2 separate regions of the Homo sapiens genome follow, and region 1 is linked to region 2. A link is a loop called in an ENCODE intact Hi-C map of the cell type or tissue named here. Cell type or tissue: Calu3. All regions are shown on one strand. Region 1 overlaps ACTN1 (actinin alpha 1). Region 2 has its middle 26 kb from the start of ACTN1-DT.

Region 1 (2,500 bases), 67 kb before region 2:
CTACAGAGGAAAAGATTGCTATTGTACTCACCTCTGATGTACTCCAGGGTCTTTTGAGAGTTTTCTCCCCTAACCATTTCAACTTTTTTGGATTCTCGCTCTTGTATGCCTCCTCCTTCCTTTTTCCCTTGCCAATTCCCTGGTGACAGTTATCAGCTTTCCTGCATGGATTCCTGGCCCCGTCTCTCACCCCCACCCTCACTTGCAGTCCATTTGATACCATTTGGCTCCTTTTTTGGCAGAACAGTCACTGTCCTTGTAAAGTTTTTTAGATCAATAAAGTTAGTGGTTTTCAAAAAAAAAAGAAAAAAGAAAAGTCTGTCTGGGAATATATACATTTAATTGTTATGTCAGACCTCTAGGATAGGATAGAGAGGACTTCCCATTTCTCTGGGATTATTTGGCAAGGGTGGGACAAGGCTCAGGTATTATGGAGGAGGAAAAAGGATGTTTCCAAAATAAAGATAAAAAATGAAAAAATTATCCCATCTATTTAAAAGAATGAGTTTGAGAATAAAATAAGATATAATATAGGGAAAAGGCTCTGAAGAACTTTAAAGTGCCTTATCAGTGTAAAATCTTAAAGAAAGTCATAATTAGGGAGCAGGACATGAGGATACACCAGCAATCACACACATCTCCCCAATAATTAAGACAGCAAACTGCTAACTGGGTAAGATAAAGGGCTGTGCTCTGGCCAAGTGACCCCAGGAAATCACCCAAATGAGCTTCTACACTTCCTGAAAATGGTACACAGCTTCCTATACAAGCCAGCTTCTCGTCTGATGGTCGTTCTTCTCCCTGAGTAGAGCACCCAGGACTCTGGTCTAGGCTCATCGAGTCAAAAACAAACTCACCAGCCTCCCCAGGCAAGCACCCTGCCAGCCCAAGCCAGCCCCCTGCTGTGTGGGCGGGGTGTGTGAACCAGCAGGGTCCTTGGAGAAGGCCAGGCCAGCACCTGTGCTCAGCGTTGAGTCCTCTGCAGCATCCACTGATGTTGAAGACGTTACTGAGGTGCAGCCAGGGGGCGTGCTGGAATCCCTCTGACCCCCATACAAGTATGGCCAGTCTGGCCAGGGCGTGGGCCCTGGGTGGTTTGTCTAAGCAAAGACCTGCCCAGAAGTGATCTCAGATGCCCAGTGTTCTGGCATGGTAAATAGGAGTATCTGGCTAACTTATCAGGGGCTGACTGCCAGCCCTTCAAAGCCAGCCGTCAGCTGGTTCATGCGCTGATGAAAAGCAGAGTCTTCGGGAACATCTCCACCCAGATCTGCCCACTTCCCACCCACCTGGGAGTGGCTGCTGAAAAAGCTGACAACCACCAGGCCTCTGCTGAGACCTGGCACTGCTCTAACAGCCTGTCCCCAGGACATGTGAGTGCTGGGGTCCTGGAGATTCAGAGTAGGGGGGACTGGGGGTGCACCTTGGACTTTGGAACAAGACAGACCTAGGCTCCAGTGCCAGCCCACACCTCACATTACATCTGTCTGCTTGGACAGGAGATTTAATCCTAGCCTCAGGATCCCTATCTGTAAAATGGGGATAACAAGGCCTACAATGGCACAGAATGAAAGACGACCAAATTAGACCCTATGTCCTGAAAGACTTAGCCTGGTGCTGTGTCCACAACAGACACTTAAACAATGTTAACCCAGCAGGTCCTCACCACTCACTGGCTGTGTGGCTTTAGTTAAACTGTCTAGGTGTCAATTGCCTCACCTTACAATGGGGATAAAGAACATCACCACTTTGTGAAGATTATGACAATGGAAGCAAAACAGCCAGCAAGATACCCTGGACACATCAGGAGCCCAGTCAATGTCAGCGGTCAGCATGCTCTCACTTCCCATCCACTGTCTATTTAATCAAAGTTAATCATTCACAGAGCAAGAAAGAAGTCCTGTTGTTTTTTTTCCCCACTGATGAGAGAACTCTGAGACGGGCCTCTGGCCAAGAGGAGGAGATGGGGAGGGGGGAGTGGAGCCTGCATTTCCTGGTTTACACCCATCTACAGCCCATTTCAAAAGACATAGCACCAGACACCCAGAGGGTCACCAGGGCCAAGAAGCAGGGGGCCTGCAGCTTTTTCTGGGAGGCCTAACAAAGGCACCGTGCTTGAGAGGGCTCCTGGGCCACCATGAGACTCTGATCTGGCCTCCCTGCCATCCAAGGCCCCCCAGAAGGCAGACTGCCCAGCTCCTTCTTGCCTGGTACAGGTGGAACCTATGGGCTCCCAGGAGAAATCAGAGCCACTTTAAAACAGGTGGACACACGATCCTAGTGAAGAAACAGGTCTGTCCTCTTAGCTCCTCGCCAATGAGAGTCAACTGCCTCAGCCAATCTGTCACCATCCACAGCCTCACCCCTCCCAGGGACCCAAGAGCCCACCCCAACTGCCAGCCACCAGCTAGCTCTGTCCAGTACTTGCGACTGGGCCTCCCGGAGCCTTGGTTCTCACATCAGTAAAGACTTCTGTGGGCCAGAATGATGATGGTGAAAA
Region 2 (2,500 bases):
TCAGAGATCCCCAGGCCAGCCCTGTGTGCTATTTGGATCCCGATCTCCTTCATTCCTATACCTGGGTCTCCAGAGGCCTAGGCACAGGCAAGGCTTCTTCCACCCCCAGCCCCCAGGTCAGTCTATGAACTGCGAGCACGAGGGGGACTCAACAGTCACCCACACCCTTTCCCACTTTGGTCCAGTCTCCCTGGAGGATGCTGTGAGTTCCAGCATGGTCCTTTGAGCAAGCTGAGACATCAGAGAAGCCACTGCCACAGACTGAATTATGTCTTCCATAGTTCCTACCTCGAAGCCTTAACGCTCCATGTGGCTGTATTTGGAGACAGGTCCTTCAAGGAGGCAATTACGGCTAAATGAAGTTATAAGGATGGGGCTCTGAGCCAATAGGATTAGTAAGAGGCACAAGAGAGAGTGAGCATGCTCTGTCTCTGTCTCCCTCCCTCCCCTTCCTTTCCCTCCTCCCTCTTCCCCCAGCTCTCCCTGCCCTCTCCCCATCTTCTCCTCCCTCACCACCCTCTCCCTCACAGAAGAGCTCATGTGAGCATACAGCAAGACGACAGCCACTACGAGCCAAGAGGAGAGGTCTCAGAGTGAAAGCTGCCTTGCTGGCATCCTAAACTTCCAGCCTCCAGAACTATGAGAAATCGATTTCTGGTGTTCAAGTCATCCAGTCTCTGGTATCTTGTTGTGGAAACCCGAGCAGTCTAACACACCAACCTCCAACACACCCAGCTCTAGAGGCTCCTGCTGCCACAGGGTGAGCTGGTTAACACTGGGAGGGGATTGGGGGAAGATGATAGACCGATAGATAATAGATTGATAGATATAGATAGATACTGCTCCTGTCCTTTCCATTCGCCCCCTTGAAATTCTACCCTCAGAAATTCACCTTTAAGGAATGAGAGGAATGTAGCTGCCTCTTCCAAGAGACCTCCCAGCCTCACCTTCCCTAGCCCAGATTGGTCTCTCCCTCAGCTGAGATTCATCTTCATCCTCCCGGCCCTCAGCCCTTGCCTCCTCCAGCTCCTGGCCATCCTCTCATCCCAAGGGTACGTCCTTCGGCAGCTGGGCTCATTTATTCCTCACACTGGTTTCTTCTAAGTAGGGAAGTTTCTAAACCTTTCTGTGAAAAAAGAAAGAAATCCTGCAGGGAAAGGGGTTCAAACAGGTTGTACAACCCATCCCCAGAGTCTGATTCACTTGGTGTGGGCGTGTGCCTGAACTCTGTATATTAAGCAAACACCCTGGTCTTACACCGAAGACCCTCTGCTGACCTTATGAAAGAGACTGTGTAAGAAATGCAGATGCCTGGGCCTCACCCCAGAGATCCTGATTCCACTGCCTCTTCCTTGCCTTGTGGCTTCACCCACTTCCAAACCCCCTGATTCTGGTGTGCTGCCAGGGATGAGAGCCACGGACTTACCGGGTGCTCAGGGAATAAGCATTGACCTGAATGAAGCTGCTGGGTTGACACAGGCATCCTTCCGGGAGGGGTGAGTCATTCAGCCATGCTGCCAGCTGTGAACAATTCAGTCTGGGGAAATACAAAGAGACGTGGTCCCTCTCAGAGTTTCCATTCCCACATGGAAAGCTGGTGCTGGGAAGTGGCTGGGCAGCCAGGCTGGGCGCTGGGAGGAGTGCAGGGTGAGGATGAGAGAAGGGCTGTACCCACACTATGCTAGGCCGACTCCAGGCACTGGCTGTGTCCAGCTGGTTCAATCTTTCCAGCAAACCTGCGAGGAGGGATGTCATAGGTGAGGAAACCAGGTCTGCAGAGTTGAGGTGTCTGGTCTTGAACCCACGTGTGTCCTAACCATGACATGGTCCTCCTCCAGGAACTGTGCGGGGGCAGAAAGAGGGCTCAGGGATCCAGCCTCAGGCATTGGCCTCAAGGGATACGGTGGCAGGGGTGTCTTAGAAGCCTGCTGACCAAGGGTTAGGATCTCTCCATCAATTGGTGGCTGAGGGTGAATCCCACCACCTCCGCCCTCCACCCATCCTCTGTGTCTCATTCCACCTACTCTGGCCTTATCACCCCTGCCAGACTGTGAGATCCAGTGGAGGGGCCAGGCCAGGCCCCTTATCCACATTTATTGCTCACCCCCACCTCCCCAGTTCGGGGCAGGCCCTCAGCAAATCAAGTGCTAGGGCTGTGAGTAGCGGGAGAGTTCTGAGGGGACCCAGGGACTGCAAAGTTAGAGGCAGCCCGGGGTTGGAGAGGCAGCATAGAAAAGCCAGTGGTCCAGAACACAACCTGCCCAGCCTCGCTGAGTGGCCCTGGGCTGGCCACTTCACCTGCCTGTGCCTCAGTGTTCTCATCTGTAAATGGAGAGATTCATTGCACCTCACTCATAGCATTGCTGTGAGAAACAAATGAGGTAAAGTACGCAAGGCGCCTGCTACGTCACAATAAGTACATTATTGAAATACTGTTTGAACCCTGGCTATCATTATTGTCACCATTATGTTGTTACTATTATTGGTGCCTATTTCCCAG

What was found. A loop is a pair of places that touch in the nucleus more often than their neighbours do. Peaks named below come from ENCODE experiments on the same cell type or tissue, not always from the same donor. Only the 100,000 strongest peaks of a DNase experiment are listed, where the experiment ranks them.
Region 1: a loop joins it to region 2, with 5 times the contacts of the local background. A loop is called at or near these places in 3 of 110 quality-filtered maps.

Annotation. Positions count from the first base shown.
Region 1 is chr14:68,936,941-68,939,440 of GRCh38, forward strand. All of the region lies in intron 1 of ACTN1 (actinin alpha 1), which reads right to left. It also overlaps the pseudogene BANF1P1. Among named protein-coding and RNA genes, the nearest start is that of ACTN1, 41 kb to the right of the region's middle. RefSeq lists enhancers at 1,402-2,235, 1,732-2,026, 1,805-1,949, 2,236-2,500, a silencer at 1,732-2,026 and a cis regulatory region at 1,870-1,883. In Calu3, a CTCF peak has its summit at 1,000; DNase peaks (open chromatin) are centred at 1,071 and 1,961.
Region 2 is chr14:69,004,379-69,006,878 of GRCh38, forward strand. No RefSeq gene overlaps it. Among named protein-coding and RNA genes, the nearest start is that of ACTN1-DT, 26 kb to the left of the region's middle. RefSeq lists an enhancer at 491-1,690. In Calu3, no CTCF peak of the experiment used is centred here; a DNase peak (open chromatin) is centred at 1,483.